2 separate regions of the Homo sapiens genome follow, and region 2 is linked to region 1. A link is an interaction called in ENCODE POLR2A ChIA-PET data of the cell type or tissue named here. Cell type or tissue: PC-3. All regions are shown on one strand. Links, peaks and the distances in the headings refer to the core of each region. The heading gives the core; the rest is flanking DNA.

The links. Peaks named below come from ENCODE experiments on the same cell type or tissue, not always from the same donor. Only the 100,000 strongest peaks of a DNase experiment are listed, where the experiment ranks them.
Region 2: POLR2A ChIA-PET joins it to region 1 with 25 read pairs; 4 of 35 experiments call an interaction of 5 or more read pairs at or near these places.

What each region holds. Positions count from the first base shown.
Region 1 is chr17:45,246,114-45,253,477 of GRCh38, forward strand. It overlaps FMNL1 (formin like 1), which reads left to right. Exons shown (of 27, transcript NM_005892.4): 25 at 97-217; 26 at 392-491; 27 at 754-1,205. The coding sequence ends at 483. MAP3K14-AS1 (MAP3K14 antisense RNA 1) reads left to right here and starts at 1,812. Exons shown (of 4, transcript NR_110326.1): 1 at 1,812-1,890. It also overlaps the pseudogene EFCAB15P. RefSeq lists enhancers at 1,290-1,359, 2,610-2,659 and a silencer at 1,470-2,199. In PC-3, for the core only: CTCF peaks have their summits at 1,017 and 1,225; DNase peaks (open chromatin) are centred at 1,758 and 2,258; H3K4me3 peaks cover 2,500 bases; H3K27ac peaks cover 1,897 bases.
Region 2 is chr17:45,408,913-45,416,276 of GRCh38, forward strand. All of the region lies in intron 4 of ARHGAP27 (Rho GTPase activating protein 27), which reads right to left. Among named protein-coding and RNA genes, the nearest start is that of ARHGAP27, 20 kb to the right of the region's middle. RefSeq lists an enhancer at 2,714-3,214 and a silencer at 3,057-3,244. In PC-3, for the core only: no CTCF peak of the experiment used is centred there; no DNase peak of the experiment used is centred there.

The DNA.
Region 1 (7,364 bases), core at 424-2,923:
CAAGCCAGCTGTCCTTGCTGTGGGGGACCAGGCAGATATTCCAGGGTTTTGGTGATGGGGAGGCATCCTGGAGCTGGAGCTATAAATTCCCCCTAGTCACCGCCAAAGGCCCGGCGGCCACAGATGGACCTCATCTCTGAGCTGAAACGGAGGCAGCAGAAGGAGCCACTCATTTATGAGAGCGACCGTGATGGGGCCATTGAAGACATCATCACAGGTAAGGGCTTGGCCAGGCCTTGGTCTTATCCTCAGTCTGTCCTTCTATGCTTTCTTCTGACCCAATGCGCTATCCTCTGGGGGACTGGCTGCCACACTGCTTCTTGCTACCTTTTCTGTTTTTCTTTCCTTTTTCCTTTCTCTACTCCCCTTCACCTGCCCCACCCCCACTCAGTGATCAAGACGGTGCCCTTCACGGCCCGCACCGGCAAGCGGACATCCCGGCTCCTCTGTGAGGCCAGCCTGGGAGAAGAGATGCCCCTCTAGCCCCTCAGGTACCCAGATGACCTGGCCTCTGATACCACGCTGCCCACAGCCCCTGGGACCCTTGGGAGAACTGAGGCATGCTGCCTTCTCCTGGGCCAGTGGATGGCTGGGATGTGATTTGTGGGGTGGAGGGGTCTGGCAAACATAAACGGTACCCCTGCCATGTGCACACAATCTGAGTCCTTAGGAGGCTAAGCTTTGTGCCCTGGAGCCATGCTCCCAGCTCTGGGCGGACTCCTGAATGGTAAATGTGTCTCCTTCGGCTGCCAGATCTGCGGAACCAGCCCTACATCCGCGCAGACACAGGCCGCCGCAGTGCCCGTCGGCGTCCCCCGGGCCCCCCACTGCAGGTCACCTCCGACCTCTCGCTGTAGCCGCTATTTCTGCAGGTGGATTCTGCAGGGGTGTGGGGCCGTGGACAGGCTGAGGCTCAAGGAAGGTGGTCCTCAGCTCGGCTGGCCGGGCAGCCCCTCCTCCGCTGTGGCCCGCCTCAAACGGGCTGGTGCATCCTCCTCTTGGCCACAGAGGGCAGCATCGCCCGCCCCTTCCCCCAAATGCTGCTTGCAGCACCCACCCTAAAGCCCCCTCCAAATAGCCATACTTAGCCTCAGCAGGAGCCTGGCCTGTAACTTATAAAGTGCACCTCGCCCCCGCAAGCCCCAGCCCCGAGGACCGTCCATGGACCTTATTTTTATATGAGATTAATAAAGATGTTTGCAAAAGATCCGCGTCGGCTCCATGCCTGCCGCAGCCACCCGCAGCCTGTTTCCGCTCAGCAAACGCTTTACTTGCACAAGCTCTTCATAGCAGGCCTCTGCAAACCAGCGGGCGCCGGGGAGAAGGGCTGCTTCTTCACTAGAGTTGGCGGCGAGGGAGCCCGCTTCGAGGGGGCGGAGGCTTTCGTGGCTGGCCCAGTATCCCTGCGGGAGGCCGGAGGGGGCGAGCGGGCAGCTGGGGTTAGACACGCCGGGCCAGCCCCGCAGCAGTTCTCCTTCCGGCTGCCCCGCCCCATTTGCGCCAGTCCTGCCTCCCACCCGGGCATCTGGCCCCTTTTCCTTTCGCCCTACCCAGTACTTAGTGACGCCATAAGTGACCTCGCCTTACATCTCCGCGCGTGCCGCCTCCGTCACCGCCTGCCGGGTCCCCATTTCTTCCGGGCCTGCCCCCGCTCCTCGCCTGCCCCTCCCCTCCACCAGCCAGTGTCGCCCCATCTGTCTGTCCTCCGGGCACTTGTCCCGCCCCTCACTGCGTGTCCCTCCCCCGCCCGCCGGCTCTCACCTAGGCCGAGACACGCCCCGGGCTGGGCGGGATCTTGGGGCGGCCGGGCTAGTAGGGCTGGATCAGGCGGAAGCCGGGGCCCGGGGCTGGGCTTCGTGTCCTGCGTTCCGGGAGCGCCAACCCCTCCAGGTTAGGAATCTGAGAGTACGGGCTGCGCGCACCTGGGGCGGGTGCCTGGGAGGAGGTGGAGGAGGAGACGGTCCTCAGAACGGGTCCTGGGGGTCGGAGGCGAGGGCGGGGGTTGTAAGTGGCCGGGAGAGGTCCCTCCCGCGGGTCCCGGCGCCCCCCGCCCCGTCGGGGACGCACCTACTTCGTGCAGTTTGTGCAGCGAGCGCGCCAGCTCCTAGTTGGAGAGGTCGCTGATGCGCGCCGCGTGGCAGAAGGCGAGCCCCGCGTGGGAGCGCCCCCCAACCCCCGCAGCCTGGGCTGAGCCGCAGAGCCCGCTGCTTCTTGAAGTAGTAGCTTGGAGAAGAGAGGCGGGGCGGCCGCCTCAGACACTCCCAGCCCTCTCTGTCTCACAGGTGCGGAAGCCAAAGCAGGGCCGGAAGCCGCTGCTTTGTCTTTGTCCTGGGGCGACTTGGGGCCCAGGAAACAGACTCAGAATTCAGGGCTCCCGTCTCTAGGGCAGGAATATCAGGGGTCCCTGCGGGGGGCAGGGTTTGCTCCTCCCATTGTGGGCCCAGGAGCTGGTATGGTTGTGCCCACCTCATCACCCCCCGTGCCAACTTGGAGGGCACAAAGCCCCGGCCCAGCAGCTTGAACAGCATTTCCAAGAACAGGGTCTGCAGTCCCTGGGGGTACAGAGCTGGCTGTTCCTCACCCGGCTTGGGGGCAAAAAAGGTGAAGGAGGGTGAGGAGGGGGCACCCCCTAAGCCAGGCCCACCCCTCCTCCACCAGCCTTGCCCCTCACCCATGCACTGAGCCAAGCGGTGGTTGTCATCGAAGACACCCAGGAAGTCAATGAAGCTTACGATTCCATCACCTGGGGAGAGAGGAGAGGGGGTGCTGTGGGTGCCTGCCCCCTGCAGAAGGCCTGCCTTGCACATGCCTGCTGGCAGTTCCAGGTGTTAGAGAATCTAGTCCTGCCTCTAGCCAAGGGCAGACCCCAGTTTCAATGGGGGAGAAACGGCCCATGCCTTGGGGGTTCCCAAATCAGGATTAGGATGAACACAGCAGCAACGTTTACAGGCCATGAGATAGGTGTGTTGGTCAGGGCAGGCTTCCTGGAAGAGGGAACTTTAAAATAGGACCAGGCCAGGATTTTGTGGGAAGGGGAGGCATTCTTTAAAAGAATGCCTGGAGGTGGGAGGGGACAAGAAGACAGGGTTGGGGCACCCACCATCCAAGTCTGCCTGCCGCAGAGCCTCGAACGTCTCCTGTGGACTCAGCTGGATACCCACATTGCCCAGGGCAACTTTCATGCTGTGCATGTCCACGGTGCCTGTTGGGCTGGAGCTGAAGAGTTTGAAGATATCCTGGAAGGCTGAGGGTAGAGGGGACAGGTGGCAAGACGAACCACCCACACAAGAACCCTGAGAGCTGCCCACTCTAACTCAGGTGGAACTGACGACTTGGCTCATTCCAACTCCCTCCTGGGTGTTTTAAATTTTTATTTATTTATTTATTTATTTTTGAGACAGAGTCTCACTCTTTGCCCAGGCTGGAGTGCAGTGGCGAGATCTCGGCTCACTGCAGCCTCAACCTCCCAAGGCTCAAACGATCCTCTCGCCTCAGCCTTCTGAGTAGCTGGGATCACAGGTACGTGCCACCACGCCTGGCTTATTGTTTAATTTGTTGTAGAGATGGGGTTTCGCCATGTTACTCAGGCTGGTCTCAAAGTCCTGGGCTCAAGTAATCCTCCCGCCTTGGCCTCCCAAACTGTTGGGATTACAGACATCAACCTCCACACCTGGCCTATAACTTTTAATATAAAGAGTAGCAGTGGCTGTTGTGTGTTGGTACATGTTATGTGCCCATCCAGTCCTCATGTCCAAAACTCATGTTTGAAAAACATTCAAAACTCATGTCCAAGGTCACATCTGGCAGTCTGGCTCTGAAGCTACAGTGTCTTGGAGCCCTGCTGGTGCCTGGCATGTAGTAGGCACTGACCATTGTTGATGATGAATAAAGTGATTCTGCTTTGAGGGGCCCTTGCCAATATCAGGACATGTTGTTTGGGGGAGCACTGGGGCTGTAGTTTCTTTTGCCTTTACCCCTATGGTCCTAGACCCCATGAGGCAGGGGAACTCAGATTTTTCCCCCCATTTTTTCTCCTTCTTTACCTTCTCCCTTCTTTTCCATCCTGTTCATCATCCATCTATCCATCCATCTAAATACCTGCATTCACCTATCTACCAATCCACTGAGTTTTCTTTTCCTTTCCTACACACACACACACACACACACACACACACACACACACACACACAAGACTGTGAGCCCTAGGGTTGTAGAGATGAGCAAATCAGACAAGCATGGAGGGATGGTTGCAAACACTGGCTTCTTGCAGTGACCCCAGCTTCAGGGCAGGCAATCCTTTGTAGTTTTTCCCTGAGCACCCCCTAATTTTCTTCTCTACTCCCAGTCCTGGGGCCCTCACCTGCCAGCTGCTGGGGTGTCTTGCCTGTCAAGCTGCCCCAGGAGAAAGAAAGAGGTTGGAAAGGTCTTTGCATCTGTTGCATAGAAATGCCAGGGCTAGCCAGGCTTTACCCCAAACCCAGCACCCGAGGCCTGGCCTCCGGTCCCTGCCTTCACCTCTGAGACCCAGCATCTGGACCTGACTCGGCTGGATGGGCAGCTTCACAAGGCCCTGGGTTTCTCTTGCCCTCCTCATGGTGTGTGCAGCCTTTGTGGCCATGGCTGCTGCTGGCTCCATCTGGGTCAGCCAGGCAGTATGCAGCTGCAGCCTCCCTTTCTGCATCCTGCCAGCCTGCTCCTTTGCTGGATCTCATGTGAGCAGCCTTTGAGGGTGCTGTGGAGGCCTCAGAGGCAGGAAGGAGAGAGGGCAGAGGGACCCAGCCCACTCAGGTACTCAGACTCCAGGGGACCTGGGACCAGGCCTGTGGGTATACAGTTCCACCTCCTCCCAGGATCCTCCATAGGAAGCTGTACCACAGCCCTCTATGCAGGGGATTCTGGGGAAAGGGGTAGGGCAGTGATTCCCCCCACCCTGGGTGAGGGAAAAGGACCCTCCTCCAGCCCTGGTCACCTGTTTGTTTTCTGTGATGACTCGGATCTCTTGGTCTTCTGCCCTCTGCAAATTACTCCTAAAACTCAACAGTAAGGCCAGGCATGGTGCTCAGGACTGTAATCCCGGCACTTTGGATGGCCGAGGAGGGAGGATTGCTTGAGCCTAGAAGTTCAAGGCTGCAGTGAGCCATGATGGCACCATTGTACTCCAGCCTGGGTGATGGAGAAAGAACTTGTCTCAAAAAAACAAAAAAATAAAACCCCTCAACAGTAAGAAAATGAACAGCCCGATTTAAAAAAAAATGGGCAAAGCCAAGTGTGGTGGCTTACATCTTTAATCCCAGCACTTTGGGAAGCTGAGGTGGGAGGATCACTTGAGGCCAGGAGTTTGAGATCAGCCTGGGCAACATAGAAAGATCCCATCTCTACAAAAAATAAAAAGCTTAGCCAGGCATGGTGGTGCACACCTTTAGTCCCAGCTTTTTGGGAAGCTGAGACAGGAGGATCACTTGAGCCCAGGAGTTCAAGGCTGCAATTAGCCATGATCGAGCCACTGCACTCTGCCTGGGTGATAGAATGAAGCCTTGTCTAAAAAAAAAAAAAAAAAAAAAAAATCTAATCTAAACAAGCACCTCACCAAAGAATATATACAAATGAAAGTAAGCATATGAAAAAATGTTCAACATCATATCTTATCAGCAAATTGCAAATTAAAACAATGAGATACTATTATGCAGCTATTCAGATACCAAAATCCAAAACACTACCACCACCACCAAATGCTGGTGAGGATGTGGAACAATAGGAACTGATTAATCGCTGGTGGGAATGCAAAATGGTGCAGCCAATCTGGAAGAGAGTTTGGCAGTTTCTTACAAAACTAAACGCACCCTTATCACATGATCCAGCAATCGTGCTCCTTGGTATTTATCCAAATGTTTTGAAAACTCATATCCACACAAAAACCTGCACATGGATGTTTATGGCAGCTTTATTCATAATTGCCAAAACTTGGCGGCAACCCGGATGTCCTTCCGTAGGTGAATGGATAAATAAACAGTGATACACCCAGACAATGCAATAGTATTCACCACTAAAAATAAATGCGCTATCAAGCCAGGAAAAGACAGGAGGAACCTTAAACATGTATTACCAGGTGAAAGAAGCCAACCCAAACAAACTGCATACCGTATGATTCCAAATCATTCTGGAAAAAGCAAAACAGTGGCAACAGTAAAAGGACCAGTTGTTGACAGGAGTTGGAGGGGCCAGGTAGAGCACAGAATTTTTAGGGCAATGAAACGACTCTGTATCATACTACAATCAAAACCCATAGAACGGGCCGGGTGTGGTGGCTCGCGTCTGTAATCCCAGCACTTTGGGAGGCCAAGGCGGGTGGATCACCTAGAGTCAGGAGTTCAAGACCAGCCTGGCCAACATGGTGAAACCCCGTCTCTACAAAAATACAAAAATTAGATGGGCATGGTGGCGGGTGCCTGTAGTCCCAGCTACTTGGGAGGCTGAGGCAGGAGAATTGCTCGAACCCAGGAGGTGAACAGAGGTTGCAGTGAGCTGAGACCACGCCATTGCACTCCAGCCTGGGTGACAGGGCACAACTCCGTCTCAAAAACAGCAACAAACCCCCATAGAATGTAGAACACCAATAGTGAACCCCATTGTGAACTGTGGCCTTTTGGTGATGATGATGAGTCAGTGTAGGTTTATCAGTTGTAACAAATGTACCACTGCAGGATGTCCATGGCGGGGGAGGTTGTATGTGGGTGGGGACAGGGGTACATGGGAACTCTTTGTACTTTCCACTCAGTTTTGCTGCAAACCTAAAACTGCTCTAAAAAATAAAGTCTATTAATTTAAAAAAACCTAAGGAAAGATGAGTCCTGAGAGTCCAGTGATGCTTCTGGCTCAGTCCCCCACCGCCCCCAAGACACCTACCTCTGCAGCTCCTCCTTGTCCCTCCTTCCAGTCTCCTTCCCGCTTCTCCTGCTGGCCCTGGCCCATTCTGAACTGCTCACCCCTTCCTAATCCCACCCTCCAGGCCCTGGGCATCTCTCTCCTTGGCCCGTTCGAAAGCTGGGCAGGCTCTTGAAGATCCACAAGGCTGGGCTTTTGCTTAGCAGGGAACCTGAGGCCAGGCCATGGCGCGGCCTCCCATTCTCCCTCCCCCAGGCTTCCCTGTCCACATCCCTGTCCATCCGCATACTCCGAATCCCCTTCCTTCCTTTGCTGCCGTCTCTACTCTCCCAGAAGCCAGTCTATACTGCCTGCCTTCTGGGCCTCCAAGGCCAAACCCTGGGTGGGAGGAGTGTGCATTTGTGTGCATGTGTGTTTTTTTTTTCTTCTTTGAGAGTCTTGCTCTGTTGCCCAGGCTGGAGTGCAGTGGTGCAATCTCAGCT
Region 2 (7,364 bases), core at 2,651-5,150, 170 kb after region 1:
ATAATGTAGCTGATTCCATTTGCCCCCCAGCAGCTGGGCCAATGCCCTGAAGCACATAGCAGGTCTGCCACAAACTGCTTGTGTACACAAGTCTAACCCATGCCCAGTTTCAGCAACAAACATGCCTGACATGACAGAAGAGCCTGGAATGAGCTTGAGCTTTCTGAGGAGGAGGGTCGGAGCCACAGAAACCAGGAGATTCCTGGGGAGGGCAGGATGGAAGCAGCGGGGAGAGGAAGGCAGAGGAACCAGACACACCTCCCATCCTCCCAGCTGAACGCACTGGGGCAGGAGTTGAAAGGCTCCACCAGGGGTGGATGAGCTGATAAGGAACAGGCTCTTTGGAGCAGGAATTTCTACTTGGCAGGCTGTGGGCCATGGCTCTGGGTCCACGAGGAGTCCCAGGCCAGTGAGGCTGATGGGGTCCTCACACGAAGGAATGTCCCCAGCAGGTACAGAGGAGATTTCGGAGGTAGAAGTTTAGGTCCCCAGCATGACAGGGCTGTCACAAGGAAGAGAAGATGGGGTATCATGCTGCAGGGGCACAGCAGCATTCCTCTGAAGGAAGCATTCTGAGGACTAGGGCTGCCAGAGACACAGGCTGCTTCTGGAGGTAGTGAGGGGCCCTCACTGGAGGTGACTGAGCAGAGTCTACTCCCTGTTAGGGAAGCCATAGCCCTGTGGTGGGTGTTGAACTGCAGTGTCCTTCAGGCCCCTTCAAACTCTGGAACTCTCGGCAGACCCTGCACAGTGCTGAGATAGAGATGCTCTCCTCTCCTGGCAGAGCCTCAGCTGGGTTCTAACCAGCTCCTGGGGCCAGGTGCAGTCACGCCCTCCACATCCTCTGGCCTTCAAGGAGTTACAGGCGCCTGCCACCCCTACCCTCCTCCTTGCTCCTGTTCATGGAGGCCCAGACAAGACCCAGATGCAGCTCATAAGCAGGGGCCTGACTACGGGATCAATGGCTCTTGGGTCGCATCCTAGAGACAAGAAGTGGCCTTCCGACCTCAGGCCAGAGGAGGAGCCAAGAGGGACCTGGCTCTCAGGCTCCAGGCTGCCCAGCCCCCTGGTACTGCCTTACAGTGGTTCACCCCTTATCTCCAGTTCCCTCCCCTGTCCACAAGCAGGTGGCAGCCCTGCCACTCTTGCCCCAAGCTGACCACCTCTTGGATGGGCAGGGCCTCCGAGAAGGAAAGAGAAAAGGAAGTATGAGCCCCAACTTCCAAGAGGCTCCCTGCTCTAAGCCCCAGCTCACCCAGCTCCTAACAGGGCTTGTGGTAGAGGCCCACCGGGCACCCCTTGACCCCAGCATCCCCTACCTGTGCCGGCAAGGCTCGACTCTGCCTCCTGGTCACTTTGGCGATTATGTCCACCATCCTGGCCCCTCTGAACTGCCGGGACAGAGCCCTGGGAAGGTTTTGGGGGTAGAGCCCAGGGGCACTACCCCAGTGCTGGCACAGGGCAACAGGGAAACAAGAAGTTGCCGAGATGGCGGGAGGCTGAGACTCCAGCCCATTTCCTGTCAGGGCTGCGGAAGTGCTGCCTGAGTTGGGGCGGGTGGGGTGGAGGGGCCTCAGGTTGAGGGTATTTTTATGCTTCTAGAAACACTGCTGGCTGCCCCACTCAGTGCTCTAATGACCAGTGAGCCGCATCCGAGGCCCAGACATAGCCATGGTGTGGGCTGCACAGAGGAAGATCACGGCCAGACCCAGCCACAGCATGAACTGCACAGAGAGAATCACGGCTGAGCCTGTGGGGGAGGGGCGCGCTTGCACAGACAGGGTGGGCAGAGGGGGCGCTGAGTGCTGGGGGCCTGGGCTGGCCTGGAGTGGCTCCTGGGGCGGAAACAGGACAATGAGTGGTTGTCCACTCCCTCTAGGCCCAGGGAGGGTGTAATGGGAAAGAGGAAGCTTGTGGGGGGGAGGGGAAGAGTTCCCAAAGAGGAAGGGGTCTGGGCAGATGTGATATCACAGGGAGCTGGCATCTGGACTGTGCCAGCCCCGAGGAGGACAGGAAGGATTCTGACCACATCACTATCTGCCCGCCTGACCACCTGGGTCTGTCTCCTCCAGACTCGGTCACCAAGATGCATATGCCCTCCCACGCCTGCATGCCCACATGTGCCCACTCTCACTTGCGTGTCCACATACGTGTACAAGTATGCCCGTGCCTGTCCCCTCCTCTCTAAGGACCCAGAGAAGAGGGCCAGGCACCAGCTTCTTCCAGGAGGAAGGTTAAATCTTCTTCCTGGCCTCTCTTCCCTTCACCCCCTCGTGTGGGGATGACAGACCCCAGCCACGCACAGTGGACACATGCCCTGAGTAAGAAGTTACAGCCCCTCCTCTGAGCCCATGGGTCCATCTTGTCTTCCCTCCTCCCTTAGAAGTGCTTCCTCCCCAGGCTTAAGGGCCAGGCAGCACTAAGCCCACCAGCCCACCCCTGCTGAAGTCCACCTCCTTTCCTGGTCAGGCTCTGACCCCCACCCTTCCACTCTAGGCCCATTCTTCCTCCTCTGGCCCCCACCCTGGATCTCTTTTTCTCCCCTGCCATGTCTCTCAGCCCCTCTTCTCCTGTACCCACTGTGGGCTGGGGACAAGGACCCCAAGCAGAGCCAGGCACAGTGTGAATGTGGGGCACGAGACACTTGTAGAGATCACACTAGGAGCAAGACTGGGCCCCATGCCCTGCTCTGCCCACAAAAGCTCTCATACCAGTGTCCCATCCCCTGTACCCGACTCAGAAGCCCAGACCCCAGGGGTAGACTAATCCCCTCCTCGCTATCAGGGTGGAGGACAGCAGGAATCACAGAAGGCTGGAGGCCTCATGCTTATCACACACCTGACCCATCTCTCTGTCCCCACCCTGAGGCCAGGGATGAGGACTCACACACACACACACACACACACACTACACACGTGTGCGTGCATATGACAGGTCACCAAGGGTTATGCAACCAGGCCTCAGAGACAGGAATAGCCTCTGTAAATTCCAGAGAGGCCAGAAACTCTGAGCCACCAGGGAGGAGCTGGGTGGAGAGGGGAGAGAAGAGGACAGGTGTGGAACTCAGGCCCTCAGCATTGCCCTGCAGGTAGCATGGGGGGCAGGGACTCCCTATGGCAGAGCCAGGAGTGTCAGTGTCAGGGCTGGGACTGCAGAATGGGCAGCCAGCAACTCACCTGGCATCTCACCTGCTTCTCTTCCCCAGTAGGAAGCTGGGCCCCCATGATGGGGGTCTCCCAGGGGGCTCCAGCCCCAAACTATAGGGAGTGAACAAACTCACACAGTTCCTGCCTGCTCTTGGCCACAGAAGTTGGCTCTCAGGCCCTGTCTCGGATTCCCTCCCCCCAGTGAGAGGAGGTGATGACCACAGTGGCTCCCCAGAGGGGTCCACCTCCCTCCACCACACCCTCATGCCTCTGAGAGGCACAAGGGGGAGGGTCAGGAGAGGTTCTAGAACAAACCAGCTGCACAACACCCCTCCTTTCCCCACTCTGACCTCACTCTTCCCTCCCAAACCCTCATAGGAAGTGCTGGGGCAGGAGCAGGTGCACTAGGAAGACCCAGTCCTCTGGGGCTAGAGGCAAAATGAACGCCTCCAAACCAGGACTTGGCCCAGGAACTGGCTCAGGGGCTGGCGAGGGGACATGGTGTCCTTTGTTGACTCAGTGAGTCTGCTCTGTGCCACCCAAGCCAGGTGGAGGGAGAGCCAGAAGGAATGGTGATCTTTGCCTCAAGGAGCTCAGTCATGTCCACACGACAGGTCCCTCCCCCAAACACATGTTCTCCAGGACAGAAACTGGGTCTCCCTTTAACCATCCCGGCCTGGCCCAGAGCTACATGTCCAGGGGCAGGATCGGAGGAGCTGGGGGTGACCCCACAGGATCCTGGGCCTCAGGCCTCAGTAGGCTTTGGGGAACTGTGCCTAGCTCAGCCCTCTGAGATTCTGATGGAAGTGGTTTGGGCCGGGACCTGGGGAAAGTGTTTAATTTTAAGCCTCCTTGGGTGATTTGACTGTGCCTCCCAGGTGTGGCACCACGGCTCAGTATAATCTTTTTTTTTTTTTTTTTTTTTTTTTTTTTTTTTTTTTAATGGAGTCTCACTCTGTCACCCAGGCTGGGGTGCAGTGGCTCGATCTCAGCTCACTGCAACCTCTGCCTCCCAGGCTCAAGTGATTCTCCTGCCTCAGCTTCCTGAGTAGCTAGGATTACAGGTGCCTGCCACCATGCCCAGCTAATTTTTGTACTTTTAGTAGAGATGGGGTTTCATCGTGTTGGCCAGGCTGGTCTCAAACTCCTCACCTCAAGTGATCCGCCGCCTTGGTCTCCCAAAATGCTGGGATTACAGGCATGAGCAGCCCGGCTGACTCAGTGTAATCTTATTGCATGGATGTGGGGTGAGATTCCAAATGTAACGGTTTCAGGTGAGACCCTTTTCTTGGGCTTGGGGCAGAAGCTTCCATTGATTCAGAGGGAAAAAGAGTGGAGCCGGAGACCAGAGACTTGGACTCTTGTCTAGACTCTACTTCAGCTTCTCGCTGAGCAGCTGCTTGAATTTCTGGGCCTCAGTTTCTTCATGTGTAGAACAGAGCTGTCAACCCTACTCCGTCACAGGGCTGGTTCTATGAAAGAACTGAGCGGGCCTTGGGTTCCCACACCCATGGGGATTGGGGGAAAGCAGGCCTGCACTTCTGCTTTTCTGACTTCGGGTTTCGATTGGGTGCCCTCGGCTCTGGACTCTGTCCCCAGCCTCTGGGTGACCTCATGGGGCTGCTTGCCTGGCCTGCTCCTCCAGGGCGGGGTGGGAGCTGGGGTGGGGCATCCTCAGGGCTCACAACGCTTGTGCTCTAAGTAAGGCTGGCAGACACCCAGCAGGGCTGCTGGGGCCAGGAGGGATCAGAAATGGTCCATGAGGGGCTGGGTGCGGTGGCTCAGGCCTGTAATCCCAGCACTTTGGAAGGCCGAGGCAGGAGGATCACTTGAGGTCAGGAGTTTCAGACCAGCCTGGCCAACATAGCGAAACCTTGTCTCTACTAAAAATACAAAAATTAGCTGGGCGTGGTGGCGTGCGCCTGTAATTCCAGCTACTCGGGAGGCTGAGGCAAGAGAATTGCCTGAACCTGGGAGGCAGAGGTTACAGTGAACCAAGATCGCACCATTGCACTCCAGCCTGGGTGACAGAGCGAGACTCCATCTCAAAAAAAAAAAAAGAAATGGTCCATGAGGGAACCTCCCAGCCAGCGAAGGCTGTAGGGATGAGCCAGACTAGGGAGGTGGGAAAATGAGACCAAGGAATGATCACCTTCTGCCCTCCCCCTCAAACGTATCTGTGTTTGCACCCACCATTCCTTCCCCCTCCCCCAGTGGAAGGCACAGGGGCCTGCCGTCCAAGCCAACCTCCTCAGCCCGGTCCTGAAGGACCCCATAGCCTCCCGCTTGCTCGGAAGTGGCCTCACCTCAAATTTCCAACCCTTCCTTTCTGACTACCTTTGTCCCTTTCTCATTTCAACAAACTCAAGGCCTCTCCATGTTGGTTTTTTTTTTTTTTAGACAGCGTCTTGCTCTGTCACCCAGGCTGGAGGGCAGTGGCACGATCATGGTTCACTGCAGCTTTGACTTCTTGGACTCAAGCAATCCTTCTGCCTCAGCCTCCCAGGTAGCTGGCTAGCTGGCAGTACAGGCCCACACCACCACGCCCGGCTAATTTTTTTTTTTTTTTTTTTAGAGACAGGGTCTGACTATGTTGTCCAGGCTGGTCTTGATCTCCTGAGCTCAAGAAATCCTCCCACCTCAGCCTCCCAAAGTGCTGGGATTACAGGCCTGAGCCACTGCACCCAATTGGTCTCTCCATCTTAAAAAGAAAATGTTGACTGGGCACAGTGGCTCACGCCTGAAATCCCAGCACTTTGGAGGCTGAGCAGGTGGATCGCTTGAGGTCAGGAGTTCAAGACCAGCTGGCCAACATGGTGAAACCCCATCTCTACTAAAAATACCAAAAAAAAAAAAAAAAAAAAAATAGGCGTGGTGGCAGTTGCCTGTAGTCCCAGCTGCTTGGGAGGCTGAAGCAGGAGAACCACTTGAACCCCAGAGGTTGCAGTGAGTAGAGATCACACCATTGCTCTCTAGCCTGGGTGACAGAGAGAGAGTCCATCTCAAAAAAAAAAAAAAAAAAAAAGTTTTGTTCCCTGGACCCAGCTCTGCATCTCCTTTTAACAACTAATTCCTTTTTCCCTTCCTCCTTTTTGAGCCAACTTCTCTGTTCCCTCACTTAGACAATCAGCCCACTGCTTAGAGGCCTTCTACCACTTCCTTGATGATAGATCTGGTCCTCCTCTGGCCTGACTTCTCTCCAGTGTTTGCTCTTTAAAATCCTCTCCTTCTTGGGCTTCCTCAGGCCAGGCCTCCTAGTTTTCCTTCTTTTTCTTTGCTACTGCTCAGCAATTGGGCCCCAGGCTCCACCTCCTCTGCCACGGCCTCATGCTTGGTGTCTCACCTGGCTTCTCACTCCACCGCCTTGGGAGAGCCCAGCCCCACCGGCTGTAGATCAACAACTCGCAGCACAGTCTCCAGGCTCACATAGCCCATTGCCATCTGGATGTCCTTTGTACATGTCGAAAACCGTGTGCCCCAAATCAAATTTGTCCTCTCCCTCCTCCTTCCCCGATCTTAGCATCTGAGTGACATCTACCTCTGTCACTCAAGGTAGAATCATCCTTGCCTCCTGCTGGCTTTGCCTCATCTGACACTGAGCCCCATTGATCCGACCAGCCTAAGCCTTGCAGACCTGCCTACCAGTTCTCAGGTAACACCAAGGTTAGAGGAAGACGGAAACACTGCTGCAAGGAAGCAAATAGACACCTTGCAGGCAGGGCAATGAGTCAATGTCCAGGCAGAAAGAAAGGGTAGGGCTCTTCAAGGGAGATTGAAGAGACAGCCAGATACAAGGCATGGACTTGGACGGGATCCTGAACCAAACAAACCAGCTGTGAGAGAGATGTTTTAGGATAAGGCAGAAATCTGACGATGGCTTAGGTCATAGATGACACTAAGGAATTATTGTTAATTTTCTCAGATATAATAATGGTAGGGTGTTTACTTTTCAGAGATGCATGCTGAAGTTTTTGTTTTTTTTTTTTGTTTGTTTTTTGTTTTTTTGAGACGGAGTCTGGCTCTGTCGCCCAGGCTGGAGTGCAGTGGCATGATCTCGGCTCACTGCAGGCTCCGCCTCCCGGGTTCACGCCATTCTCCTGCCTCAGCTTCCCGAGTAGCTGGGACTACAGGCGCACGCCACCAGGCCCAGCTAATTTTTTTGTATTTTTTTTTTTTTAGTAGAGACGGGGTTTCACCGTGTTAGCCAGGATGGTCTCA